Linked DNA regions of Mus musculus: region 2 is linked to region 1. Evidence: chromatin loops called from intact Hi-C (ENCODE). Cell type or tissue: heart. All regions are shown on one strand. Links, peaks and the distances in the headings refer to the core of each region. The heading gives the core; the rest is flanking DNA.

Region 1 (15,489 bases), core at 6,584-10,583:
GAAGCAATATTCTTTTAATATTTAGGGTTTTAGTTATATCATAATATCGTGGTACAGAAAATCTAGGAACGAAAAATTGATTTGCTTCAAAATTTTATTTTCAAAAGCTTCCAGGAGATGTTAATTGGCTAAGACCTCACCTTAAACTCACCACAGGAGAACTTAAGCCTTTGTTAGGTGCTATTAAGTGAGACACAAATTAACTGACAAAGAACAAAAGGCTTTGCAGAAAATAAGAAAGCTTTTATAATTGTTATCAATTATAATCAATGGCAATTAAATATTACCTGCTTATTTTAGTTATGTGCCCACAGCAATTCCTTGTCAAGAGAAAACATTGTTGTAAAATCATCCTTCTTCACCTCAAAGTAAAGTTTTAACACCTATTAAGGCCTCTGTGGTGCTAATAAGGAATTGTAAGATAAATTCGTATATTTTAGAAAACCTATAACAAAAATTGTGTCTTAAGAACCTGACTAAGTGTCTGTTCCTTGTTCCAAACAGCAATTAATTTGGTTATTACAGAATATTAATAATTGACCTATTGCATACCATCATTTTAAATAATAAAAGATAAGTTAAAAATTGTTTTTATGCATGCTTCTGTATATTCTATAAATTCATGCATGCATGCATCCCAGTTACTGTGTTTAAAAACAACCCCTCTATGGGAAATAAGTAGATGTGAATTGGATCACATGCTTATTCTTTTGAGTTTCCTCCTGTTTTAGCACAGATAATTAAGTTGTGTGCTGTGGATGGTGTTTTAAAATGCTGAACAATCAAACCTTCATTTGTATATTAATAGTCAATATTATATCTCAGAGCTCACAATTGCTTAAAATTGTTCATCCCTCAGATACTATAAATTCTCAAATTTGCAATGGTTTATGCATATATAACTCATAAGAAAAATTGCTGTTCTTTTAAGAAGACTGTTTTTTGGACAGTTGAGAATTTGTCCTGGGTTGCCCCTTAAGCCAATGCCATGCTAGATTTATATCTCAGGCAGATTACAGGCCTTACTTAAGAATAATATTGTTCTTTATTTAATCAAAACAGTAATGGCTTAAGATAGTATTTTGGTATTTTTAGAGAAGGTGCATATCAAATTGTGAAAGAGTTGTTCTTGGTGTCCTCAGATTCTATCTATTTCCACATAATGGTGTTAATTCTTGAGGACCCATACTTAATCAATTGCTGCAAGTGAATGCTCTTATTTCTGATTAATAAATAAATAAATTATTCACATGTGACTATTAATAACTTTTCAAGCTTTCTAGTTACAACCGCTCTTGAAAGTGCTATTAGTCACTGCCCATGTTACATTAAAACTGACTATAACAGTCAAGTATTTGAGATGTTTTGTCAACAAATTATTAATTCTCAAGGACAAGGTATTGTGGAACTTTAAATCTTTAGCTTCTTAAAAGACAAAGAAAGGGGAAATTATATCCTCGTGCATATTATTTAGTGCATTCCCGTGCACATTATTTAAATCATACTTTTATTTTAGAATTTTGAAATTTGGATGTCAAAGAACTTAGTAAGTGCCTTATAATATCTTAAAAGGATCTACTTATTGGCATATGGCTTGATCCTGAATAGCTACCTTATTAGGAAAGGGACAAGCATAGGTTCTCTCCACAGAACACTGCAGAAGCATGATGGCTAATTCGTGTGACAAGCTGACAGGTAAGTTTGCTCAGTACCCTGATTGTAGTGATTAGGAAGCTGAATTGGGTACATGTTTTCGACCCATCCTTGCTTGCCATTTTTCCAGTTTGGACAAGCGGAACTGCCTTGCTTCAAGCTTTTTAACCTTATGGTAAAAAGAACATTAGAGACTGTGTAATCTGACTTAGAAAGATTAGTCATTAGAAAGAATTATAATGATTCTTCTCTTTCCTTCAATGTGACCAGTTATTCTAACTCAATCTTGGACTGGTCTAGTAATAATTCCAATATTAGAGATTCCTATTGAAGATAGCTAAAAATCTTAATTACCTAGCAAAGTTAATTTGGAGCACAGCCTCCACTTCCAGAGACTCTCTGGCCTTTTTGCTAATTCTAAAAGCCAGCTCCCTGACACTTGGAGGCCAGAGCCTGAGCTTGATTGTTGCTAATTTGCAACTGAATAAAGTACCTGGGCTTCCACAAAGAAGCTTTTATACTGTTGCTTTTCACTGTCCTACCTTTGTTTCTCAAGCAGGCCAGCCTGACTGCAGCAGATGTAAAGCCTTGCCTCCAACAGTGCAAGTGGCAGTTATTAATCTTCATCAAGAAGCATTCTAAGTACATATTGTGGCTTTGGTCTGAATTGGGAATAAGGTGTGCTATGATGGCCGGTTAGTCAATGATGGGCAACCAGATTTCGGAGCCATATCAATCTAAGACAGAGGTACATGCCAAGAGGCCGTGGTTTATTAATAATACACCACAGAGCCATGTTTGTGCAAAATAATACAAACAAGCTGCATGCATTGCTCCTTGATGGATAAGAATGGCTTGGGAAAATCTGAGATCCTAAGGCAGGCACAGCCGCCAGCCACCATAACTCCCAGGCAGGACTATGGAGCATAAATAAATTTTATGCCTCGGTCTGGCTATTTTTATTATATAATCAGGGAGGAATTGTAGCCTTCCTCAGCCCTGAAGCAGGCTGATCCAGACTTTGACCTTGCTGCCACTAGAAGGAGATTACCTAGGGTGGAGGCTTCTGACCTAGATGGCTCTTTTGTTCTGTCACCTGCCACTGCTCTCTCCAAGACATTGCTACTTTCTGAGAAGCCTCTGAGATATTCCCGAGGAACATCCTATTCTGCAGGTTGGCTCCAGACACCAAGAATGGACTGGCAGGGGATGGGCCTTCCCCTTTTATAAGCACACTCTTTTAGTAAACTGGCGGGCCTTGAACAGAATCATGTCTTGGTCTCCATTAATCTCTCACCGTCTAAGTCTCTTTCAGCCCCAGCCTGCCTCCCAGGTGTACCCAGTTCAAGTAGGCCACAGGCTGGCATACAACAGAGTTTTGTGATTTAAATGTGAAATGTCACCAAAAGACTCACATGTTGATCATTTGGTCATTAGTTGCTAGTACTACTTTGGAAAGTTGTTTTATGTTTGGGTGGCCCCTTAAGGTGGAAAACTTTTCAAGTCATAACTCAGTCTGCTTTTAGCCTGAGCTCTGTGCCTCCTGACCTGCTGAGGTGTGAAGATGTGGCAGCTGCACACGCTCGCTGTCTTAGACTGAGCCATCACATCTCTGCTACTATCACAGACTGTGAGCCCAAAACTGTGAGCCAAGATAAGTCTTTTCTCCCTTAAATTGCTCCTGTCAGATACTTGTCACAGTGATAAGAGGGCAACTAACAGGAGCATTGAGAAGACACAACTGTATATAATGTCAGAATACCCACTTCCATGAATAAACCCTACTGGACATAAAGTAAAAGATTTGCCCCAATGCAACAACGTTAAATCCTTTCAGTAGCTCATTGTCCCTGACCGATCAATCATCTAGATAAAAATAAAATAAAATAAAATAAAATAAACATCCTTGATGACTAGACACAAGAATACTCCACCAAATACCTGCAAATAGTGATTTTTATATTGAGATCCTATCTCCATCTAGCCACAATGATTATTATCTTAAAAAGGCAAATTCTACTGGGTGTTAGACATGTATACCTTTAATTCTAGTACTTGGGAGGCAGAGGCAGGGGCAGACAGAGGCAGATCTCTGTGAGCTTCAGGCCAGCCTGGTCTACAGAGAAAGTTTCCAGGACAGACTGGGCCACAGAGAAACCTCCTCTCAAAAAACCAAAATAAATAAATAAATAAGTAAAATATATAAATTCCGGCAAAGACTAGAGAAAAAGGAATCTTTTTGTACAGTGTTGGCAGGGATGTAAATTTGCACAGTCACCATGGCAAATCTCAGATTTTATGGCTGGTTCCTGGAGAGTTGGTGCTGGGTTTTCCCTTGATGCTTGTGAAGCAAACACTCACCTGTAGTTTTTCCTGACTTGGGAGGCCCCACAATCATAATCCGCACAGGCATAGTGGCTTTGGGTTTGGGTTGCCGGATGTATTTGATGGGGTTCATCATAAATTTCTCTTTAGTTTGCTTATTAGATAAGAAATAGATGTAGTGACGATGGATTACAGGGTTCAGCGGGTTCTCTGCATTTTCAACAGGTTTGATTGTCTCTCCTTCGCTTAGCTGCAGTACGATTGAATTCACAAGTCAGATTTAATTTGTAAAGCATTTCTTTCAGTACATTTGAAAGAATGTAAAACATAAAAACATAAGCTTCTTCACATAGTACAAAGTGTTAACAAGATAATGGTATACAAAGTGCAGGCTGTTCCACAGCATATGTGGTCTGTGTAAGGCTTCCTGGTTGGTTTTTTTGTTTTTGTTTTTGTTTTGTTTTGTTTTGTTTTTCGAGACAGGGTTTCTCTGTATACCCTGGCTGTCCTGGAACTCACTCTGTAGACCAGGCTGGCCTCAAACTCAGAAATCCGCCTGCCTCTGCCTCCCGAGTGCTGGGATTAAAGGCGTGCGCCACCACGCCTGGCTCCTGGTTGGTTTTTAGCTTATGACGATTACCTTCCTACTTCCTACATAATGACTTGTGCTTATAATGAATGCTTCTGACAATGAGTATGAAATTGTTACACTTATTCAGGAACTAATTTACCCCACAAACAGGTGCACGTCTGAGGTGGTGTTGTGGCTTGTTTGTCCTCTCCTTTACTGTTTGTATGCTGAAGCTCTTATTGCCCATGTGACTGTATATGGAGTCATCACGCTGAGAGACGGTGGTAGACAAGGTGAGTGGCCTCAAGCACAGCTTGACCAAGGCTTTTCATCCTTGGATACCACCCTGGCAATGCCACCCTTGATATGCCTTGCCTTAGAAGCTAAGCAGGGTTGAGCCTGGTTAGTACTTGGATGAGAGGCCTTTAGTAGTACTACGACGCTGGCTAACCTGCTCTGTCTGAAGTTGTGTATTTGAAACAGGTAATACAGTAAGTCCTGCTGGGTTGTCTTTTAGGATAGACAAATGTATTCTGCATTTTTGTTCAGATGAAATCCTGTCACATCATTAACAACAGCCATGAAATGTGAAACACCCACCAGCAGAGTTAGCCTGAGGTGTGGGTATGGGACAGGGTAGAGTGGGGAATTAACTCATGATAGTTAGGTGTGATATCTTTTGATGGAGCCATCTTTCCCGGACATGGAAGACTGGGTATGAGAGTGTGTCAGGCTGCTTCCCTTTGAGAGTTATGGCAGAATGGGGATTTGGTCAACGATATCGTCAGCACCGTGGTTCATCCTGATGGGAATGACATCTCTGGCTGGGAGTAAATGTTAGGGGCACAAAGAAAGTCCAGTGGGGCTGAGTGTTGGCACGGCATAATGTACTTCCCAGAAGAAGCAATGGTGGGGCTCAGATGGCTCCATCTCAGCCTCCAAATATTAATGGATAGCACTATACAATATTTACAATTTTTCGAAATGACCACCCCTTCCTAAGCAACGTTTAAAAAGTGAGGGATGATGGCTTTCTGATGACTTTCTGACGTTACCTTTACAGGGTCCCAGTAGCCAAATGAACTCATGTGTTTGTAGGTGTAGGAGAGCATTTTATGAGCGAGGTGTGAGGATACCGGGTAACACTTTTCAAAAATGCTCTCACGGTTTTCCACCAGGGGCTTCAATTTCATATTCATTACATATTGTACAATATGCATTTTCCTAGCTCCGTTGACCATAATTATTGGTATCAAAACCTTGTCGAATTCATCCTGATAAGAGAAATTAGAAAGCTTGATGTATTTAGTGTTTCTCAGTTATAGTATGTAGACACAGCTGGTGATTAAGCATATAAGGCTATGTAAGCTTTATGAGGGGCTGCCCATGGGAAGATAAACTCACACTGACCTTGGAGGGACCCACGTTGCTCTCCATTTGTGAATTTCATACCTTGTTACATGAAGCCGCACACACACACACACACACACACACACACACACACACACACACAGGACACTGACCCTAATCACCCTCTTTGCATGCCCAAGTTGCTATTCTTTAAGTAGTGGTGATGGGAGGGTCTTAACCTGTATCGACTGGATATTATTTGTTTCTGTTTCAAATTTCTCCCCAAGCTCATTTCTCAGGCGTTCCGTAGCGTCTGCTTCCTGTTCCTCATCTTCTTCGCTCATCTCTTCCTCATCCTTTGGAAACTCTTCCTCAAGGATGTTCTCAATATCATCCTCATAATCAGCATCTTCGTCACTAAACTCGTCTTCGTCTCTAAAGGTGCCCTAAGGGAGAAAACAGCCGCTTTACTCGAATCACGTGACACTGTTGTATAGTAACCGGATTGGTTGGCAGGGCTGTACAGAAATGAGAGATGACACCTGGACATTTAATGCCTTTAAGGAACTGAACCGATGATGCTTCCGCAAACAGACGGAATTCGAAATGCTATTTATGCCCAGCCAGCGTTGTCATGGTATGTGTTTTTGATAGTCTTTAGAAATAATATCGAATGTAGCTCAGAGATTATAAAATACTAGCAGCTGCATTGCCAACTGGAACAAGATCTTTTAAATGGGAATTAGCTACCTCATAGGATAGGAACTGGGAGTGGGGCACTGGATAAGTTAGTACATGGAAGGCCATCAGCCCAAGACAGAACTCTCACATCAACATCCCTCCCTCCCCCCCCCAAAGTGACAGCTAGACTTTTGTCAGCCTCACACAAGCTAGAGTCATCTGATAAGTGGGAACCTGAATAGGCCCCTCTTGGGCCTTCAGTGGGGCATTGTCTTGATTGGGTGGGAGCGCCCAGCCCACTGTGGTAGTTCCCGGTGTATACAGAAACCAGACTGAGCAGTCCAGGAGGGGCAAGCCAGGAAGCAGCAGTCTTCCACAGGCTCTGGATCAAGTCCTGCCTCCAGGTTCCTGCCTTGAGTTCCTGCTCTGCCTCCCTACATGACAAATTACAAGCTCTAAGATGAAATAAACCCTTCCTTCCCAGGTTGCTTTTGATCATGGCGTCCTATCACAGCAACAACAATTAAAACAAAAAACAATTTGTTTGTTACACTTACTGTGTGTGTTGTCTCCCTGTTGGTATTAGAGATTGACCTTATGGCCTGAGACTAGGCAGGATTTTTGTTGTTCTAGGATTGAATTGAGGGCAATTTACTCTTCTTTAGTAGTGCTTCTCCCATCCCCTGACATCTCGGACATCAGTCTTCATTATAGGGGATACATACTCCAAACTTTATGATCTTAAGAGATCTGCTTCCACCACAACGAAGTAAGCTCATTCTTCCTACTTTCCCCCGCCCTTCTTTTTTTTCCTTCCCCTTTCTCTTCCCATTCCCCCTTTTCTTCCCTCTCTAACTCATCCCAATGGCCCAGAGAGTGATCAAAGCCAAACACACTGACAGTCAGAAGGAAACAGCCAGGCAAGGGTGAGTTTTCAGATTCTAGGTGTTGGTGCAGAGGGCAGCCTCTGTTAGAAGTACATCCTGGACACTAAGATTCTAGCAAGAAGTCTACTGTTTTGTTGTTGTGTTTGTGTTCATTTTATTTTATTTTATTTTTTATTTTTTATTTTTTTCTGGAGCAACCAGGGAAAAGCAACTACAATCAGCATCACTAGAGAGTAAAGAAAACTTGAGAGAACAGAGTCAGGGAAAGCCATGCCAAACTCAATGCATAGATGCTCTCTCCAGGTATCCTGCTCATCTGGGACTGTCAGAGGGACTCTGACAGTCCCAATGCAGGAGGAGCATGGTCTTTATGCTTGGTCTCACAAGGTTAATAGTCTGCTAAAACCAAACTGCAAGATCTCTGAAGTCACATAAGATCATCCAGAACTTAGACTCATAATGTTCATCACTGAAGAACATAAACCTCACATTACATAAACCTCACATTACTCAGGATGTTAGGGATTCAGAAAATGTGGCTCATTCTCAAAAAACCAACAGTGACTCAATGCCTGTCCCATGTGCTGGAGTCACTGATCAAGAGTTTGAAAGCAGTTACCACAGCCTTGCAAGATAGAAATAGAAAATGTATACACCAAGCATGTGGAGATTTTAGGATTAAGAATGATAATATTGGGCTGGTGAGATGGCTCAGTGGGTAAGAGCACCCGACTGCTCTTCCGAAGGTCCAGAGTTTAAATCCCAGCAACCACATGGTGGCTCACAACCATCTGTAACAAGATCTGACTCCCTCTTCTGGTGTGTCTGAAGACAGCTACAGTGTACTTACATATAATAATAAATAAATCTTAAAAAAAATGATAATATTTGAAATGAAAAATATTTTTTGAGTTAACTTACTAGTGAGATGGAGATAGCAGGAGGAGTGTTTGGTGGTTTTTGAGGATACATTAACAGAATTACTCAATTCAAAGGGGAATGGTGATTAAAATTTTATCAGAATTCAGGGACATATGAGATATGTGGGTAGACCTAAACAACTCTGTGGAGAAAGATAGCTACAGATTTTAAAATGTTTAGTAAGTCTCAAATTGAGTTAATAACAGGCAAATCATAGGTAAGTGCATTGTAATCAATTTTTGGAAAAAAGATGCAACTGAGAGCAGGTACAAATGAGAGCAGGTGCAGCTCAAGAGCAGGTGCAGCTAAAGAGCAGGTGCAGCTGAGAGAGAGCAGGTGCAGCTAGAGAGCAGGTGAGTCTGAGAGCAGGTGCAGCTGAGAGCAGGTGCAGTTGGGAGCAGGTGCCTGTACCCTGTTTCACTCTCTTTTGACTTCTGGTTCACCCAGGGCACCTAGTGATTTTGTTGATCTACTCTCCTGGCTTTTCCAGGGTCTTCCCTTCCTGTGGCTCCCAACTTAATAGAAGAGACCCACATGCCAGAGAAGGCCCAGAGGCAGAGCCAGTGGGCAAGAGAGCAGAGATTCTAGAGCGATCTGGAACCTGGTTTAGAGAAATCTCTTTAATCACATTCTGGGGCAGAGTTTCCACAAGATGGCAATGTTTCCCGTAGGATCCATGGAAACAGTTACTGGGCTGCTGAAGCCAACCTGTGGGTTACTAAGGTTTTCTTTGCTGCTAAAAACGGCTTTGTCTGCAAGTGTTCCTGAGTTGGTTTTAAGAGAGTAAGTCAGGTATGCTGCCAATCCACCCTCCCTGCCCTTGCCCCCACAGTGCACAGTGGGGGAAGCTGGGGTCATCACCTAATGTGAAGAGTTTGAAGTGAATACAAAACTATTTCCGCAATGCAGACAATTAAGTGCATTGTGGGCAATGGTTATCTACACACAGACCTTTTCCAGTAGCCTCTCCATCCTTATTTGAAAATGTGAAGGGTCAGTGGGCGCTTACCATTGCCTGAAGACTACTTTCTGGTGTGTTGGGTCCCAACTAATCTCAGAGGTGTCCCCTCTCCTGTTGACAAGCTTGCCAAGGACCAACAAAAGCCTCTCTCTCTGGAGCCCATTGAAAGGCTGGCCCAGGATCTGAAGGCTATCAAGCATGCAGAGTGCTCTGCCCTCAGTCACACAGAACAGCCTATGGAATGTGTGTGATGAAGCAAGATCAGCTGCTCTGGAGCCTCTAAGAGCACAGGAGAGGAAAGGCATCTCTCCAGAGTCCTTTCTGACCACGGGTGTCGTCATCATACCAAAGCAATGTTTAAATCAAACAGAAGATTAAAACTTAAAATCCATTCCTGCAATAGTGACAAATGACCTACACCTGTCCACAGGCACTGTGGGAGGTGAGGCCAATGGTGTTCCCTCCACCCACTTTTCCATAAAGTCACTAGGAAAAAAATTCAATACCCAGAGTGAACTTTCAGTTCATTAAGTCTCAAGCACTAAATGGGAAGAGACATCTGTAGTTAAGCTGGGCTGCCTGAGCTTTAGCCGAGGATCCACACGGTGGGATAAGAGAACCAACCCTCTCAAGTCCTAAATAATCCTCTGACCTCAACAAACATGCATGCAGGTCCCTCCCTCTCTCGCACACACAGTAATACATCAATCCTAGGAGTTTAGTGTATAAATTATTTTAGTGGGATACATAGTCAATTTTATGAAGAACACGTCTTAGTAGAAAATTTACAGCATTCTATTTTCTACAAAGCAGAATACTACATCTTTGAATAAAAAAAAAGGAATTTGGTATTGAACATAAAACTGGAATACATTGACAGAGCTCTAATAGGAGAGGCCTTAGTTTCAGATCCTGTTGCATTGGCTAGATGTGGTCATGATAAATTTCATCTTTCTAGCCACACTTTAAGGCTCAGACATAAGATTACTAAAGGGCAGGCAAGAATGATTATAAAACAATGCCCTAACTGCCTCACATTATCTCCAGTTCAGCATTTAGGAGTTAATCCATGAGGCCTTATGCCCAAACATATTTGGCAAATGGATGTAACTCATTATGTAGAATTTGGAAAATTGACATATATACATGTTTGTATTGACACTTGTTCAGGATTCCTTTTTGCTTCTCTGCATACGAGAGAAGCCTCTAGAAATGTAATTGATCATTGTTTACAAGCCTCTAATTCTATGGAATTACCTAAAGTCTTTAAGACAGATAATGGGCCATCCTATACTGGCAACAATTTTATATCATACCAAAAATAAAAGAAATAAATTTTACTAATCCCCTTTAAACCCAGTGTGAGTTCCTGTACACTTTTAAACACGGCCTTCTCCTTCTTCCACTGTTGAGACTATGGTGTTTTATACACACACACACACACACACACATATACATATACATACACACATATATATATATATATATATATATATATATATATATATATATAATATTCTACTTACGTCTTCTCTCCTTTTTTTCTCTCTCTCCAAAATAAGTTCAGCTCTCCTTTTAGCGACCATGTCCTCCTGTTGAGGAAACATTTACAGGTTTACAATGGACAAATATGATAAAAATCACTTGCTGTGTATGTGTTAATGTACCTTTTCAAGCTGGGGCTAAGGTGTGGTGGAAGGTAGGGACCTCACCAGGAAAATACGTGATGGTGACTGACTTAGCACATCCTTGCCCTTCTAGGCTATCGCCCTCCCAAGTGTTGAAAATGTTTGGAAATCTATTTTCCTTATGGTGTAGACAGGTCTTTGGAAGCACAGCTGTGTCTCCGTGGAAAGTGTATACGCATACCTTGGAGGGCTGTGGGAAGCATATACGCATACCTTGGAGGGCCGTGGAAAGCATATACGTATACCGTGGAGGGGATACGCTCAGGCTCAGGGAGGGTGAAGGATTAGGTCCTGCTCTTCTCCGGGTCTGACATAGTGTATCTGTTCAAACATCCTCAGGGTTTTGGTGTTGCTTAGCTCAGGATTCCCCAAAGTTTAACTAATTACAGTGTGCCCGACAGAGGCTGGCACTGTCTTGGGCATTACAATATATATCCTTTCACTTTCTTCTCAAAACACATCATCAAAGCAGGCAATGCCCCTATTCTAAGGGTGTGATAGTGGGGATCCCTAGAGAACTGTACAACAGCACCCAGGGTGGGGCTCCCTGATAAGGAAAGCCAGAAGCACCTCGTCTGGCTGCCCTAGTGAAGGGCTTATTACACCTACTGGAGCTAAAAACACTGCTAGGAAATGGATTTGGACAACACTGGGAGTTCTAACCCTGACAGTGAGACTTGACTCAGACATTTAGAGGGCTGGTCTGTGAGGAATTGGAATGATGAATGAATGGGACAGTTTAGGGGCCAGTCCAGGAGAGAGCACCGGCAGGTCACCGGCAGGTCACAGATCCGGATAGTTAGTTGTGGGTGGGAGCTTTACTCTGCTCTCTCAATGCCCCACCAAGCCCATCACAGAGCCCATCAACTGCTGCTGTGCCTGACAGAGGCCTCCTGGGAGGCCTGAAACCCACTAATTTAGAAAGACAATGGAGTACTACTCAGCAATTAAAAATAATGAATTCATGAAATTCTTAGACAAATGGATGGACCTGGAGTTAACTCAATCACAAAAGAATACACATGGTATGCCCTCACTGTTAAGTGGATATTAACCAAGAAACTTAGAATATCCAAAATACAATTTGCAAAACACATGAAACTCAAGAAGAAGGAAGACCAAAGTGTGGATACTTCGTTCCTTCTTAGAATGGGGAACAAAATACCCATGGAAGTTGTTACAGAGACAAAGTTTGGAGCTAAGACAGAAGGAAAGACCATCCAGAGACTGTCCCACCCGGGATCCATCCCATATACAACCACCAAACCCAGACACTATTGCATATGCCAGAAAGATTTTGCTGACAGGACCCTGACATATCTTGTGAGTCTATGCCAATGCCTGGCAAATACAGAAGTGGATGCTCACAGTTATCTATTGGATGGAGCACAGGGCCTCTATGAAGGAGCTAGAGAAAGTACCCAAGGAGCTAAAGGGGACTGCAACCCTATAGGAGGAACAATGATATGAACTAACCAGTATCCCCCAGATCTGTGTCTCTAGTAGCATATGTAGCAGAGGATAGCCTAGTAGGCCATCAATGGGAGGAGAGGCCCTTGGTATTGCCCTAGTACAGGGGAATGCCAGGGTCAGGAAGCGGGGAGTGGGTGGGTTGGGGAGCAGGGCAGGGGAGGGTATAGGGGACTTTGGGGATAGCATTTGAAATGTAAATGAAGTAAATACCTAATAATAAAAACAAGAAAGGCAAGCATTAACATGGTGGAAAAAAGCTTCAAAGAAGTCCTGCATTTGGGAGGCAGAGACAAGGGATGTCTGAGTTCAAGGGCAGCCTGGTCTACAGAGTTTCAAGACAGACAGGTCTACATAGAGAGACGCTGTACAAAAACCAAAACCAAAACCAAAACCAAAACCAAAACCAAAACCAAAACCAAAACCAAAACCAAAACCAAAAAAGCTTCAAATAGTTTTAAATTCATATTAAAGGATGAAAACTTTGATGAAAAATGTCTTCATGCTTACTGCAGCATTAAAATTTGAAACTTTCAGCAGGGCGTGGTGGTGCATGCCTTTAATCCCACCACTCAGGAGGCAGAGGCAGGCGGATTTCTGAGTTTGAGGCAGCCTGGTCTACAAAATGAGTTCAAGGACAGCCAGGGCTATACAGAGAAACCCTGTCTCAAAAAACAAAAACCAACAACAACAACAAAAAAAAATCGAAACCTTGTTTTTGTGAACATTACTTAGAAACCCAATTAGGTGATAAACAGACATCTTCCCGTGTACCTTGATTTTTGTCTTCAGGTCTTTGATGAGTTTTTTCCTCTCTAATTTCTTGTGCTGTTTTGTCTTCCACTTCTGAACTTGGGCAGGAAGGAGACGATCAAAGATATCTTGATCATCGACTTGTATTATAACGGCGGCATCTGGGAAAAATCCACGCTCGCCCAGAAACTGGGCCTCCTCAGGGTGCCGCGGGAAGCCGTCCAGTATGAAGCCTGTGGAGCTAGGTAGAAAATTTTATAATTTGCTTAAAACATCATTAATATTCCAGAGAAGCCACACCCAAAAGACAAACATCAAATGTTTTTCTCTTATTAAGATCAATCAATCAATCAATCTATCAATCTATCATCTACCTAGCTTTCAATTTCTATATGACATTTATTAACATGAAAGCAGAAGAGGAACCATTTTGTGAGAGGAAATAAATCAGTGGGAGATTATATCTATATATTTATATTTATATCTATATATGAAAATGTCATAGTCAGCTCATTATTTTGTATGATAACAAAAATCAAATAGAAAAAATATATTATAGATCTACTTATACTATGTATTGCCCAAGCTTTTGTCCCCGCCGGCAAGAACACACTCAGGACAACCGGAATCTTCTGCGGCAAAGCTTTTATTGCTTACTTATCAGGAGGGAAGACCCCGAACCAGGAAAATGGCGCTGCTTATATAGCCCACAGCGTGACGTTTCAGCACCTGATGTGGCGTGACAGCTCTTGATTCGTTGCTCGCCCATCACCCCATTACTACGCTGCGAGATGGGCAGTGACTAGGCGTGAGTTCACTCCTGCACTTGCGCATAAGGCTTGTTTACTAGTTAGGCGCAGTGGAAGCCAGCGCCATCTTATAATGGCGATTGCTCGCGGCACGCACGCGATTGCTCGACTCTGCCTCTATGTTCCAGAATTTATGTTTTACTTATCCCAGACATTTGAGTTTGCTAAAATGTGGCAAAAAATATGACTCTTGAAATCTTGGCCTAGCACTGGTATCTAAAAATCTAGCAGAACCTAGTTTAGTTCTCGACTCTTCTCAGATTTCCCTGCCTGCTGCAAAGCCTGCAGGTTTTTACTCGCCCCCAATCCCCAGGTACTATCTCCGCTTAGATCATAGAGTTTAGCATGTACTGATGAATTTTCACTTTATTCGATGGGTAATAAATAGTTTAAAGAATTTATACCTCTCCCACTTGCCAGCCCCTTTTAGTCTGAGAAGTTTTTATTTATTTATTTATTTATTTTTATTTGTTGTTGTTTTGTTTTTAGACAAGGTCTCAGTATGTAACCCTGGCTGGCCTGGAACCTGCTTTGTAGACCAGAGTGGCCTCAAATTCACAAAGATCGCTTGCCTTGGTCTCTTGAGTGCAGTGATTAAGGGTGGGCACTACCATGTAAGACTTTGGGAAATTTTTAGGTGGCTTGGATATACAGGTATGTAAAATAACTCTACAAATCAAACTTCAGTGATAACAAACTTGTTTTAAAACAATTCCTTGGCAATACACATAATTTTACCATCTGTTAAAAACTTATGTGCTTGCTTATTTTCATGTAAAAACAAGGAGGATCTCTGTGCGTTTGAGGCTACCCTGATCTACGCTAAGCGAGTTCTAGGTCAGTTAGCACTGCACAATGAGATCTCATCTCAACAAACAAGAAACCAGCAGGAAAACCAAGCAAACAAAGAATAAAATCTTGGCTAAGTATTTGATGCTTAGGATATACAGCATCTTCCATGTTCCTCAGACATGTGGTGATAGTGCTGAGGTCAGCACTGTGGATAAAAATGGAACGCAAAAGGGCAACAGCATTCTTAGGACCATTTCAAGAATTATTGAAAATTCTGTCCCAATCCTAAGTCAAAATTCCTCGGATGACTTTTCATGAAAACCAACTCATCAACTCAAACAGCAAACCTTAAAATTAAATCCTCTAACAATGCAACTCTGATGCTGTTGTGCTCAAGAGCAACAGGAGACTATCAAGTCTTTGCTTTCCGTTAAGCCATTGTGTTTCTATGAGAGCTGAAAGCATTGCATGTGCCAAAACCACTGCAGTTCATGGCACATACTAGCTGTGTGTGTGTGTGTGTGAGAGTGTGTGTGTGTGTATGTGTATGCCTGTGTGTGTTTGAGTGTGTGTGTGTATGCCTGTGTGTGTATGCCTGTGTGTGTTTGAGTGTGTGTGTGTGTATGCC
Region 2 (15,489 bases), core at 7,140-11,139, 400 kb after region 1:
GACACGTTTATTGAACAGCCTCCGTGTGCTGGGCAATGGACCCAGCTTAGCAGAAGGCATGGATGATGCCCCTTGAGAAATTCAGGCTCTGATTTAAAAAAAAATGTTCTAAAGGCATCATTTATACCAGACAGGACAGCATTCAGTGGTTAACCTGTCTGCAGTAACTTTGCAATGCAGGACTATCTTGGTCAACTTCACTATCCTTAACCCTAAACTCTGGCAAGGTGAATTCAGACCCTTTCCCTTGAGTCCACAAGAGGCGAGCTTTCTCCTAGAAGATCTGAAAAGAAACACACGGGATGTGGCTTCCTCTGGGGAGGAACACAGATGGCATATTAATGAATTCTTTAGCAAGGACTGATTCAGCTGTAGCCACCAAACATACATCTGTGTTTTGAAAGGTGGCCCGGATGCAAGAGGTCCTTCCACAGGCAGCCAAAGGCAAATTAGGATAAGTCCTTATTGTCATGAGCCAGACACTTAGTACATTAGCATTTTCACCTGCCTTGAAGTGAAAGTCCCAACCTTGCAAGCCACATGAACGTCAAACATCACTCAGTAACTTCATTTTGCACACTAGCCACTCGGAAACCAAGTTCTGCTTCCACGTGTGGAACTGCCTGAGCTCATGTTGGTTGCTTTTCAACTTCCCAATGACCCAGGTCACTCTTTAGTCCCAGGCATTAAGGAATCATATTCTAGTTACATATATTCCAGGTCGCAGAATAGTCATGCATGCCAGCAACTCTGTCCCTTATTTCCCCTGTCCAGATGTCCTAATCCTTCAAAGAAACCCAGATCTCCTCAGTTCCACGTACAAGCAAGGATAAGAGAGCCAAAAAGAAGGCCAGAAATGCCCAGCCTGGAATCCCAAGTCGTGATGCCCATTACAGAGCAAAGGAGCTTCATAAAGTGTCCTCTGAGAGGCTGAAAACACCAGCAAAACACCACTTAAAACTAATGGTGGAATTAAAATAGAAACCCTTCCTTCTGAGGATTTGGTCCTAAGATCTGTGGCTTCAGCATCTATGGCAATGTGATTCTCAGACCCGTCCAGGTGAAGCCCACACTTGCTGAAGGAGGATCAGGCAGCACACAACGGCTAAAACAAATTGAAAAAGCAAATGGTCCTAAAGCAAGAAGCTGAGGAAACAGTTCAGTTTGCCTTCATGTCTCCCAAGCGTGTTTGTAAGTGGCCATTGCTTTAGACAGTTAGACCTACAGAGCTCTGGGCTCACTCTTTGAGAATGGAAGAGTTACATTTATTTCCTGTGGCTTCCATCATAAATACCACAGTATGGTGGTTTAAACAATAAGAATTTCTCTTTGTATAGCTGGGAAGCCACAAATCCAAGATAAGGTGTCAACAGGGCACCCTCCCTAGACTTCTTGACTTTCAGATGGCCATATATTATATAATAATTATATATTATAATTAAAATATATTTATAATATATAACTATGTATACTATATATATGTACATATATAAACAAACACATGCATTGGTTTTCTTATAACAACACTAGTTGGATTGAATAAAATAAGTTATAAATTAAATATAAAACAGCTTTGTTTTAACTTAATCATCTCTCTAAAGATGCTATGTCTAAAATATACTCATTACTTGAAGATAACTTCAGGATATGAATTTTGGGGACCCCAGCAAGAATCTTGTCACGTGAACCTCTTTGTCAGAGTTCATCAGTTCTATAAGCCCTGTTCTGGGCATGTGGGTCCAAGGGAGGCTGATTCACCCTCTTCCCTCATCACACACATGCTCTCCAGGAGGCAGGTGCTTCTGTAGACCCAGTGCATTCTGGGAAGAACAGCCACTGGCAGAGCAGGAAATGGGGAGAAGAGAGAGAAGGTAGGAGAGTAAAGAGAAGAGAGAAAGGCGAAACCACGGTAACACTAGGAACTCAGCAGGAACAGAGGCAGCTGAGGAAGACTACCCAATCTCGAAAGCCAAGCGGGCTGCATGTCTGGAACCTGACAGAACTATACCCTTGAAAGCTGTGTGGTCGTGGTTCAGCCTCTTCCACTCTTGGCATTTTTGCTCATTCACTAGTTCATCTGTTCATTTATTTCACAAACGAATCCTCAGGTCCTACTGCAAGTATTATTTCCTTGTGGGTAAAATGGAAATAGAAATCCCAATTTACAAGCTGTCAGGAAGGCTCTAGATGCGCCCCTAGAATAAAGCCTAGCAGATAGCAGTGACTGGGGGAGCTAGTCTCACTGGAAACATGGGAACATGGTCTATGCTTGGTCACAGAATTCTGTCTCCAATGTCACAAAAGATGACGGCTACATAGTTGGTATCTGAGGGAGAACTCAAGGAAGATGAGGGAGACTAGGAGAGAGAAGAAAGGGAAGCAAGAGTGTCGCACTGAATGGTCAGCCCCATGATTGCTGTCACCAGAGTGACCCAGTTTCTGTGGAGGCCCCAGAACATGGTGTCCTCTATATCAGACTTTGACCTACATCATTCTTCTCTTCCTCAGCTGGGCTGCAGGAGATGAGAGACCTTGATGCTGAGACCTGAGGTCAGCTGGAGAGCTGCCCAGGAAGTGTCTTCTCCACACACCTTCTTCTACTGGGTTCCCTGTTTCTCATGCCAGGGCCTTCTCATTGCCCATAGGCCGCTCTCTCATGCCCTCTCTTGAGACATTACAAGGTTCATCTCCTTCCTTGTTATTCCCAGAGGTCAAGTCTATGGACTTGGCTCATGAATGGCTCCTCAGTATTGTGTGACTCTCCTGCAGGTACTTTCCGAGCCTGTACGCGAAAAGCAACAACTGGCTGGGACCTTTACAGAACAGCCAGCTTGGCCTATCACCTCCAACAGAAAATCTGGAGTTTCACAAAAACAAAAATCAAGAAACAAACAAAAAAAACCAAACCAAACAAAAACAACAACATTAAAAACAAAACATGAAAAACAAGAATAAATAAGTCCATATATAGAGTCTCTATGTGTCTGTCTGAACTCAAGTCTCCCTAGAAGCCAAGGCTGTTTGGGCTGACCTACATTTTTGCCTTGGCAGAGACCAGCACAGAAATTCTCCCTTCTGTCTCAGTGACTTCTCAGAACCTTCAGACTTTGCCAGGCATATCCCATTATCACCTCTAATTAGAAAAGAACTAATTTCCTGACACATGGAGCTCTCCCAAGGCGCTACCTACATGGCCTGGACCTTCAGAGTAGAATGCTGGAACACCAGTCCACACACAAGATGCTAGACCAGCCATGAACCTGCCCACTTCTCTTTCCACACTCTTCCTTTGGACCATAAATGAAACAAAACGTGACTTGTTTCTTGGGGCTGCAGGAACAGGGCCACTCCAGTGACAGGAGTCAACTGATCCTTCAATGTGACATACTGGCTTTTCTGTCTTCTCTCTCCTAGCTTCCCTCACCAGACTGGAGAAATACCTACCAGTGTTTGCCAGGGGAAGTTCTTCACAGTGTTGCTAATATGCTTTTCATATGCGGTATAGAGGTTAAGAACTTAGTTTTTAGATCTTTGTTTTGTTGTTGATGCTGCTGCTGTGGCACTGGGACTTAAAACAAGGGCCTTGCCAATGTCATGCAAGCAACTCTCTCATTAAACCACCTCCCCGCCCAATGTGAACTATCTAAATCCTGGGCAATGAAGACTCTTCCTTCTGACATCTTGTGTTAATGTTCTGTCACTAGGACAAGAAACTGAGAAATGTGAACATAAAGAGGAAAGGTTGCTCTTGGCTCACAGTTTTGGAGATGTAGGCTCATGGTTGTTTGGCCCTGTTATTTATTTATTTATTTATTTATTTATTTATTTATTTATTTATTTATTTTTGTCCTGTGGCAAGGCAGAACATGAAGGTTGGGAACACACAATGAACAAGCTGCTCACCCCCCACGCTGGCCAGGAAGCAAAGAATTAAAAGGAAGAGATAGATTTCAAAATGTCACTCAAAGACATGCCCTAAATGGCCTACAGCCTCTCCTAAATGATCTATGATATAAGGCCTCCCACCTGGTCCTTTTACAATTTTCAAATACACCACCACCACCACCACCATCATCATCATCATCCTCTGGAGACTATTAAGAACTTTGAAGAATATTTAAGATCCAAATTACAGCACATTCCCTTCAGCAACGCTTGCTCTTGAAAAGTGACAGAGAACTTTGGGATCTCCGATTAAGGAGGAATTGGAGTATGGGGAATATTTAATTTGGGTGTCAAGGGACATCTTATGCAGCCTGTAATTTACATTAATACATGTTTAGATCATCACTAGCTGTCCTAAGGACTGGTTTTAGAAGATCTCTTATTACCCTCTAGACATTCTTATCTAGTGAGTGTCCAAGGTTGGGGACTATGCAGCATTGTGAACATGTTCAGGAAGTGTGAGGTTAGTGAGGAAGACCCCTGGTTTGGAATCCATGATGCCAGAAGCAAGTCTACAAGAAATTCACTGAGTTCTTACAGCTCACATCTGAGAAGAAACTTGTTATCAAGTTCAATCATAAAGTCATAGAACTAAAAGAAAATGACATTTTAATTTAGCCAGGTTCAAGGGTAAATTAATTTTGCTTCTCCCTTTCTCCATAAAATTCATGGTAAAGCCACTGCTACATGATGAGGTGGATGAAGAACGAAAGCAGAAAAAAGAGGTAAGAAACAAAGAATTGATGGAACTGGGGAGCCGTTTGTACCTGTGACAGTTCTGGTTATCTGTGGCTTCCTTAGAAATCCTGAATGAGGACCCCAAAGCTATATGAGCTTCAGGATTCACACAATTTATATCCAAGCCTAGCAGGAAGTTACTAAAGTGGCCATGGAAACCCATCAGAAAGAAGTCAACCGCCTAATGACAGCTGTGACTGCTACCTTCTCAACATCAGCTTTCTCGTGAGAAGGGCAAGTCAGCATAGACAGGTCTTAGGCTAATCAATAACATAACACCATGGCCAAAGATAGCATTCTCACACAATGCTCACTAATTTGTACGGGTGGTAGTTGGGACCTTAAAAGAGGGTACCACTTAGCATCATGTGAATTTTTTCCTTAGTACTGGCATGGGGAGAGTGCATGAAGATGGACACCCATGGAAATAATGTATTCCCATGGAAACAAAGAATTTGTTCCTTTCCAAGGACTTAAGGGAGCACAAAGACTTCATCTGCCCTCAGTTTCTGGAACCGTCTTTGGAAGGAATCATCCTATGCACTTATCTGAGCCTCGAGGGTCGCCTGAGTCTACTACTCCAAAAGGACATTTTCCCTTGACTTTTATTTTCTTCCTTTTGTTCCAAGGTATTTTGTAGGCATGGAATTAAAACTCTACAAAAAATTATCAAATTACTAGCAATATATTTCAGGGGGTTGGGAAGGTGGCTGGAAGCATGCACAGATAAAGAGGGTCTGGGAGTACAGCAGTTTTCTTGGTCCTGTTCTGTGGCAACAGGACCGAGCGTGGTGGATGAGAGGCAACATAGTCATGTGACAAATCCCAGGCGCTCCAACTCCAGAGACCAGCAACAGGAAATCAGAGTTTATTGCCCAACCCATGAGCTTATATACAGTGTTTGATCCAACCCCAAGCACCTAAATCCTTGGCCAATTGTGTCTTGCCACACCGTCATGGTGCTCCAATGAAAGCCCTGCTTGATGAAGTAACTCAGAGTGTTTGGGAAAGTATCTTACCTGTGAGGACTTCCGTGAAGACCGGAAGCAGCTCCTGGCCTAAGTCTCAGACCCCTGGGACAAATGGCTGGGATGCCTATTTAATGTATGCAGACACTGGCCAGCTCTCCCAGGTCCCTCAGTACTTGTGGCCCCTCCCAGCCCTCCAAGCATCCCTTAGTGCCTGTGGCTCCTCCCTCTCTTTCCTCTCATAGTCCCAGTTTAGTTGGCCCTCCACAGTCAGCCTAGACTCTTCCCTCTACCTGCCCTTACTTACATCTATGCTAAAAATCGAACCCATACTTTAGTCACAACCTCCTCCTCTTGTCTCTCCTTTTCACTCAGCCATTAAAGTGCTTGCCTAACATGCACAGGATCCTGGAATTCAACACCCAGCACCTCGGAGACATTAATTCAAAAGGTCTTGAGGGGGACACTGAAAATCTCCATTTCAAGAATTCTCCACGAAACCGCTGGAGGAGGCCTAATGATTTCACTTGGATAATCATGACGCCGATGTTAACTCCCTACTTGTAGGGTTCACTGTGAGTCTTACGTTCACAGCAATGCTTGGAATGGTGCTTAACACAGTGCAAAGTGGGATGTGGGTGAAGCTCACCCTTAGCCTTCCTCTTTCTTCCCGGGCTGTTTTTATGAATGTAGCATGAAGCAGACTGATGTACAGCCCCACTACTTCCCCTCCCCCACTGACCCATCCCCATCCCCAGCTGCTCAGAACAGAACGGGGGAGAGTGGTGAGATCAGGGCCTTGACCAAACCTGGTGTGTAGCTTCCTGGACTGTGCCAGAGCTTCTGACATCTGTCAAGTGACCACCATGACTATTTGACTATAGCACTTTACCATAGGATGGCTCTGGGAGAGGTAGCCTCGGAAGCAGGGTACAACACGTATCCTAAAGTCTTGATAGCATAGATTCCTTCAAAAAATTGAAAACTAAATGCCAGTTGGCCCCTCCTAAACATGGACAGAAGAGAGAGACTCTGGTTCCCACATCTAGTGGGGGACGTGGGTTGGGCCGGAAGTCGCTGCCCACCAGCCTGCCCACCTTCTCATATTCCCTGTACCATTTAATTGCCACAGCAGTCTTGGGCTATCACCATAAGGACAGGTGTGATAATTTAAATCTCAGAGAGGATACATGAACAGTATGGTTGTGGAGGTAGAAACACGGCAACCAGGTCCAGCCTCGAACCACTGTCTTGATGATACTTAGCCAGAATCATAGATGTTCCTTACCACGAACTGCCTGGGATTCTCTGAGAGCTACCCTTCCTACCTCAGCTATTCACATTACCCTTGCTCCCCACGCCCGTTATCAGACTCACAGACTCTGCCAGATGGTGCCCCACCCAGAGTATGCAACGCCATGTGCCACGCCTGTCATTTCCTGGCACTTCTATCCACACCTCCCATTCTCTGACCTTCGGACTCAGAACTCAAACTGAATGGCACTGGTCGCTTGCATCCCTCTGTTCCCAGCTTGCAGACAGCGCACCTTGGGCCCTTTTCATCTCCATGATCATGTGATCCAGTCCCTTATCCTGTTTCTGGGCTAGAACAGCAGCCTCAAGCAGAGCTTGAGAGTTCGATAGATCCGGGTTCAAATCCCACTCCACTTGGATTTCCAGTAGTCAGTATTCCTCTTTGAAGCCACTGCCCAGACCTTCCCAAAGAATAGAGTTCTCATGCATGCACCATGGAAATGCAGAGGGACACAATGGCAGGACTCCAAGTTCTAGGTTCAAATCCCAAGTCTGTATAACCACTGACTGACTATGCACAAGCTACTTCACCTTTCTGTGTTTTTTTTTTAACATGTAAATGGAGATACTGATACCCTTGAGTGTGTGATGAAATTAAGAGAGACTGGAGTCACCCATGAAGACTTCAGAGCACACCCAGTATCCTAAGACATCAAATTCTGACACAGGCTGAAGCACATGCTGAGAGGTCACAGAATACCGGTTGCTACTGCTTGTTGCCATTTTCATGAGAGGCACACATTAAAATGAATGATTAAGGGCCTAAGCCACATCCTGTGAATCAGAAAACAACACAAAAAACCATAAGCATAAATCAGATACCAGTGTGGGACATTTTACCCCAGGCTGGGCACTGTGTGACATCGTTGCCCATCCGTGTCCAACAGAGAAGTCTGCTTCGCGGCCTGCACCTTTGTCAGCATCCCACCAGCTTGTCATAGACGGTCTCAGTACTGCTTGCATTAAATGATATCCTAGGCTTTCGCTCCTCATTGGCCTCCCCACGTGAGTGTACACGCCAGGCAGCCCATGTTCACAAGATAGGTCAGGGCACCCAGGTTCATTCACAAGTACTGGTGAGACAGAATGTAAGATTAGCATTGCAAAGGACCAAGTGTAACCTGTAAACAACGGTGAATTCTGAGTAACTCCTCAACATAGCTATGAACCATGCCAGGAGATCACAGCTCAGCTGCAACAAGATTGTCACACGGAAGCTGACCAAATACCACACTCCTCCTCCTCCTCCTCCTCCTCAAACAGACAACACAGCTCTCTCTAGCAAAGATGTCTATTTTTTTTTCTTTTTTAAAACAGGGTTTCTCTGTATAGCCTTGGCTGTCCTGGAACTCACTCTGTAGACCAGGCTGGCCTTGAACTCAGAAATCTGCCTGCCTCTGCCTCCCAAGTGCTGGGATTAAAGGCGTGCGCCACCACACCCAGCAAGGGTGTCTATTTTTTGACACTGCAATATGACACTGTCTTCTACAAGTGTGTTGGGCCTCACTGTAGCTGACCTCCTTCTCTGAAGCTGTCACATGGATACAATCATAGTGTCCACCTCCTTGGTGATGGTACGGAATAGATGAAACCACTCTTACAAAAAGCTTCCAGTGTGTGGCTGGAGAGATGGTTCAGCAGTTAAGAGTACTGGCTGCCCTTCCAGAGGTCCTGAGTTCAAATCCTAGCAACCACATAGTGGCTCACGACCATCTGACCATCTGCAATATGACACTGTCTACACTGTCTTCTGGTGTGTCTGAAGATAGTGACTATGTATTTATACACATATAATAAATAAACAAACAAACAAATCTTTTAAAAAATAATAACTAAAACTTCCAACGGAGCCTGGCACACAGGAAACCCTTACAGGGCTACCACTCAGTGTTGTCACTGGCCTTTTCAGTTCTAGTCCTGTCTCTGCAGCTTGGTGTGTTTTCCCTCCTGCCTGCACCATGCCTGGGCCATCCTTTCAGGCCCTCACCCTGCTGACCCCCTTCTCATCTCATAGCCAATGGTCCATGCTAAGCAGGTCACCCTCAGGCCTGCCTGAACAGGTTCATCTCCTACTCTGAGACTTTCTACACTTTAACAATAAATTCAGGTGCAAGAGAAGCATTTCAAACGTTTATTTTATTTTATTTTATTTTATTTTATTTTATTTTATTTTATTTTATTTTATGTGAAGAAATGACGCCAACAAGCCCAGCCGGTCTGTTCTGCTCTTCTGTGCTCTCAGCCCTTTCCCCCTCAGAGATGGAAGCACGTCTTTCTGGAAGAAGACACTTAACCAAGTGACTCTGTAGTGGGGGCAGGTTGGTAGGGAGAGAGAGAGGACTGGAAAACTATATGCATCTCAGCCTGGTCTGTTACTGGGTATCTCACCCACGGGCAGGAGCAATACTGTGCTGCTGACAGCATTGTCTAAAGCAGGTCAACACTGCCATCTGTTGGTCATGCAGAGTGCCTGATCTCCCAAGTAAAATTCCATTAGGTACTAATATACCGTAATTACTGTAATATAATTACCGTAATATACGTAGTCTTTTACTGATGCTGAAAACTCAGAAAAGCCAAAGTCCTCTTGGACATTGCAAAATGTGCCAGGTCTACACAACCAGCCAGCAGAGTCAAAAATCACCTTTCATTGCCAGCCTCTCGCCTTCAAAGGAATACTTAAATGACTAGATGACTCTATGCAGCCAGCGTGTCTCTTTTGCAGTACTTGGGACTAGGGCTAGCTGGATGGTGTGTGCTGGTTATGAATGAATTCTGCTCTTGCAGAGGACCCAAGTTCAGTTCCCAGAACTCACACCAGGCAGCTTACAGCCATCTGTAACTTATGCCCACATAGTGCACAGAAAATAAAATCTAATCGAATCTAATCTAATCTGCACAAATGTAATGAGATGTCTCTGAGCTGGGACATGAATCTAGACACAAAATTCCCTTATGTTTTATGTATGCATTTTTCCACAAAACCTGAGTAATTTTTCACAATTTTGTGCACGAAACAAATTTCATGGTTTTCTACTTATGTCACATAGATACTCGAATGGTTGGAGATTCGGAGTGTTTGCTATCTGGGGCTTTCTGGTTGGGGCTTCAGCTCCTCATGGGCCTCTCCAGTATGAGTGGACATGCCAAACTGCCCATGTCCACAAGGTGGAACCAGGCTGCCCAGGTTCTTTCACTCAGAGTAATAATGAGACTGAATCTGAGATTATCATTCCACAGGACCAATGGTGAATTCTGAGTAACTCCTCAACATAGCTATGAACCATGGCAGGAGACCACAGCTCAGCTGCAGCCAGATTGTCACACGGAAGCTGACTGAATATCACACTCCATAAACAGACAGCAGAGCTCTCTCTAGTAGGAGTGCCTATGTTTGACACTGCAATATGACACTGTCTTCTACAAGTGTGCTGGGCCTCACTTTTGCTGCCTGGGATGTGTATGACTCACGGACCTCAGGATGGACACAACGGCTGAAGAAATGGGGCAACCTGTGGCAGAACATGGAGTTAGAAGCCCTGTGTCTAAGCTTCAAATTCCAGTCCCATGACTAATAATCCTGTGCTTGGACATATGGAGTATGTGGAGGGCCAGTGTTCTGTGCTCTGAGCCTCAAGGCTGGAGTTTTGAGTCTGATTCCTCTAAGCTTGGAAACAACTAGACAAAATCCTGTCAGTGGTTAGGGGAAATGTCTCCAGGTTCATGCCTACAGTCTTGATAACACGCCAAGGCAAGACATTAGGAGTGAGTTTTCTGAACTAAGTGTATCATTAAGAAATATAATGTATAAGTCGGGCATGTTGGTTTATACTTGAAATCTAGCACTTGAGGGACTGAGGTCAGAGGATTTCTATGTGTGGGACCGTAATGACGCAGGATTAGGGAGGAAGGGTAGAGGGACCCTCAACTCTGTATACCTCAGATGAGGACAGCAGGAGTCGGCTACCTCCTCCTCCAACCTGGTGCCATAAAGTTTGCTTCCCCAGCAGCCCCACCATCAACCCTAGCAAGAATTTATTATGAATTTATTACCCCAACAGTTACCTGACCACACTTCTTGTTTGATCTTATAAGGTTCCCCCCCTCCCCCGGCCCTACATCCCTTGAGTCTGTCAATGAAGTGTCTTTCAACACCCCTGTTTCTGTTTCAGCCAACGGTACAAAGACACACAAACCTTGCCCCAGGACCCTGACCACCTCCCCAGGGGCATAAATACCCCTTTCTCCCCCTGCCCTCCAATAAATGAACCAGTTCTCCCAAGCTGTTCCCGGATGTGTTCTTTACCTGTGCACTCATCACAGACGAGGTCCTACATTGCACACATCCTCTCCCAGCTAAGCTTCCCTCCCTCCAGTCCAGCCTGGTACACAACTGGCCTGGCTACCCTGCAGGAGAAGTGGACACAGCAGGCAGCTATGAGTCCCAAGCTAGATGGGGCTACAGTGTGAGAGAACCCATCTCAAAAAATACACATAAAATTCAAAAGCTTAAGTCTTATAGTGAGAAGGTAGTACAGGGGTTCAGTGGGTGAAGGGGCTTGCTGCCAAGCAGAGTTTAAACCCTGGAGTCCACATGATAGAAGGAGAGAAATGACTTCTCTAAGTTGTCCTTATGCATATACATTAACTACAATATGTAAGGGTAAGTTTTTAAAATGTTAAAGGGAGTTACTATAGAAAGAGCTTCACAATGACACTCTCCACAGGGCACAATGACCCCACACTTAGAATTTATTAATCCCATGGGAAATTACATCAACCAAATCAGATGAGGAAATGGCTGCATACCACTCCCCTACACACACACACACACACACACACACACACACACACACACACAACTATGTTTAGCAGAACAGTTCTCTTCTCTCATTCTTTCTAGGCTAGTGGGTTTGACCAACCACCAGACTGGCTGGTAGCCCTGATTCTTCAGGCAGAGGTGGGGACAGGGGAACCTTCCCATCAGGAGGAATCTCAGGAGCAAACAGCACAGAAACCCAGAGGATCTGTTCACAGTTGGCTGTCATGGAGCAGACTGGGTCCCTCCACACCACCTGGGCATCTGTCCTCAAAGCTCAGGGTGTGTTAGGCTAGTGGCAACAGATAGGACTTCCCCTGATAAAAATTACAGAGTTGGACAACGAACTGAGGAATGAAAACTAAGGAGGTCTTCTCGGCGATCCTTAAAAATGCAAGCTATAAATTTAAATCAATGGCAAATCACATTTATAGAAGAAATAGCTGTGCTTTATAAGAATGTGCCAAATACTCTAACTCACATCGATCATTTTTAAATTGTAGTCCTTGTTCCACCTAACTCATTCTCAGAGGTTCTAAGCTTCGGCTTGGGGCGTTCCCTGCCTCTGACCGTAGTGGTCAGAAGCTAGCTGGAATGGCAGCCACACGGGCCTCCTGCAAACCTCTCTTCTCATGTAAAGTCGCTCAGTGATGATCTCTGAGTGAGGCCTGCTCTCCCGGGTGAAAGGTCTTCTCTTCATTTCTTGTTTTCCCACACCTGTGAAACTATTCCCGCAGCTCTCAGCACTGGGGATCCTGGGAAGTGTTTAATGGTTTGCAGAGAGGAGACTAGAACCTCTCATACTCATACTCACGTATGCACACACACACATGCATACACTCTCATACACACACTCACACACAAACTCTCTCATGTGCACACACTCATTCATGTGTACATACACACTCACACACATATGCACACGTCTTCACACACTCATGCATACACACTCTCATACCTGCACACACAATTCATACATGCACACATGCTCACAATCTCACACACACACACATGCACACACACACACTCACATGCACTCACTCACACGTACACACATGCATACACACTCATACACACATGCATGCACTCTCACGTACACTCTCACACACACATGCACACACTCATACACATATGCACACATTCTCACACACATGCACACACACATTCATACATGCACATATGTGCACAATCTGTCACACTCATACTCACACATGCACACACATGTGCACATCCTCATACACATTCACACTCATACACTCTCACACATACCTACACTCTCTCTTTTGCTCTCACTCCTTCAACCCTTTCCCCTCTAACTCCTCTTCTTCCCCCTCCTCCTCTTCCCCCTCTTCCTCCTCCTCCCCCTCCCAATTCTCCTCCTCCACATGGGGTCTCATGGTGTTACCCAGGCTGCCATCAAACTTAGGCTCCAGCTCTCTTCCCTTCTTAGCCTCTTGAGTAGCTGGAACTACAGGCAAGGCTCACATACTAGTCTATTATATCATTCTTGTACACAGCATAAAATGTTCTTCATAGGGGCTGGGAGATTATTCAATGGGAAAGGGTGCTTGTGTGAAAGCAAGAGGACCTGGGTTCAAATCTGACGTGGCTTTCTTTGTGTGTCAGCAAACCCAGCACTGGGGGGGTGGGGGGGAGGAGGGAAGCAAGTAAGATTATTGTGAGCCAGGAGGTTTCTGGCCAAAATGTAGTATTTTACATTCAGGGAAAGGCGCTGTTGGTAAAAACAAAACGACAATAATAATAGATAAAGAAAGACACCAGACATCTTCCTCTGGGCTCTGTATGTCCATATGTGGGCATGCACCTTGTGTAAAAACGTTTCTTTAAAAAATGTTATTCAAAAAACTTACTATTTCAATAATCTTTCAGTACTCTCCAAAAGAGTACTGAAATACAGGCAGCATTTTTTTCTACTCCTGTCATCAAAAAATGATGATGATGACGACGACGACGACGATGACAACAACGCTTAGAAAGGTCCATCTCCTGTGTCTGCTGATTTCAGGCAGCAGTGTCGGAGAGCCAAATCAGCTATTTTATACTCAGTATCAGGAGAGTGAGGCAAGAAGTGAGGTCTGGGGTCTGAGGTGGAGAAAGGAAAAGTGTTCTGATAAACGTTTGTGCAGCAAGGGCTGCAGAGGAGCTGAGGGACAAACCGCAAGAGGAATTCATCAGCAAACATATATTGTGCCTTCATCCACAGTCCAGGGCAGCTGCCCCCAAACCTTGTAGACCTTGTATGGTTGGTTGTAGGGTCCTGCGTCTGCTCCTCCACAGGGCATGCCTGCTTGAGGAGGAGGAATGAGGGAGTTTACCCCACAATGTCGCCAGGCGGGTGTTGGGCCATAGGGCATCCCTGGGACACCGCTCTGGGGTTGGGGAAGCACAGTCTGAGGTGCAGGACAGCCAGAGCTGGCTGGGGGTCCCTGAGCCAGCGACAATGAAGCCTGGTTCTCAGGTTCTTGGACACCCAGGCGCTGCTGGGCGCCGCGGAGGAGCTGAGAACAGTGTCCCGCAGTGGCAGGGGGAGCTGCGGCTGGTCCCATGGGGTGAGTCCTTGGCTTGTCACCGGTTGGCTTGAGCTTGGGCTTGGTGGAGGCTGTGGCTGGGAGCACAGAGAGGCCTTCTATGAGAGATTAGATGGCGACTCTGTGGACGAAGGCCTTCTCCATGGCTCTCCACGACCGATCTTGATGAAAAGAGGCAGTCTATAGTTTTGTTTTGTTTTGTTTCAAACTTTTTTAAAAAATTTATTTATTTAATGTATATGAGTACAATGTTGTTGTCTTCAGACACACCAGAAGGGGGCATTGAATCCCATTATAGATGGTTGTGGTTGCTGGAAATTGAACTCAGGACCTCTGGAAGAGCAGTCAGTGCTCTTAACCATCTCCAGCCCCTAATCCATGGTTTTAAGATGTTTACTGTCATGGTGGAAAGTGGATGAGTAAAACCGTATCTCACTTCTCAGGGTGAGCCTGAGGTTAAATACTTTTTGCAGGGAAGAGTGTCTGGGAAGGAAGGCTTATTGGCTAAGCCCTCCAAGCCTGTAATACTCATTACTATGGAGATCTGCCTTGAGCCTACGTGACCACAGGTCACGTCTTCTACAAGTGGAGAGGCTTGGGTCAGTGCACTGATGGTCACAAATCTATGAGAGGCCGCGGCTAGTGACAGGGGCTTGGTGCCGGGGAATCAGGCGAAGCGACTACAGTCTCTTCAGAATTTGCGGGGTTTCAATCCTTAGCCCAACCGGGGACCAAGCTACGTTTCATGGTCCCACAAGACCCTATCAAACCTCCAAAAAAAATGAGATGCAGAGAAGCCGGAATCCAGGGACACCATGAAAAAGATGAAAATTCGTATCACTCAGACCCAGAGAAGGTGCCACCCACACCAGACAGTGTACATTCCTCGAACCTTTTACAGGGCATTGATGCTGACTGGGAGGCAACCCGCTTCGGAAGAGATGAGAGGCACAGACTCGGCCTTTCACTGACTGATCTGTTCCTCTTTCCAAGCAGTCCTTCCCCAGTGGTGCAGCCTAGCCGCTGGCGGCCTTCCAATTAATCTGAAATCTGCTTCCTCTGAGAATTCCCTTCAAAAAGCAATTTGCATTTTATTAATGAATTCACAGAGACCAAAAGCCTTCCAGAAATTAGCAGTCCGTGCAGGCATCTGGGG

The links. Peaks named below come from ENCODE experiments on the same cell type or tissue, not always from the same donor. Only the 100,000 strongest peaks of a DNase experiment are listed, where the experiment ranks them.
Region 2: it touches region 1 in a loop (4-fold over the local background); 16 of 42 quality-filtered maps call a loop at or near these places.

The regions. Positions count from the first base shown.
Region 1 is chr10:41,397,684-41,413,172 of GRCm38, reverse strand. It overlaps Ak9 (adenylate kinase 9), which reads right to left. Exons shown (of 40, transcript NM_001370813.1): 27 at 13,282-13,501; 28 at 10,876-10,941; 29 at 6,139-6,345; 30 at 5,605-5,823; 31 at 4,015-4,228. Among named protein-coding and RNA genes, the nearest start is that of Gm25626, 18 kb to the right of the region's middle. In heart, for the core only: a CTCF peak has its summit at 9,032 (motif pointing right); no DNase peak of the experiment used is centred there.
Region 2 is chr10:40,998,440-41,013,928 of GRCm38, reverse strand. No RefSeq gene overlaps it. Among named protein-coding and RNA genes, the nearest start is that of Gm48057, 29 kb to the left of the region's middle. In heart, for the core only: no CTCF peak of the experiment used is centred there; no DNase peak of the experiment used is centred there.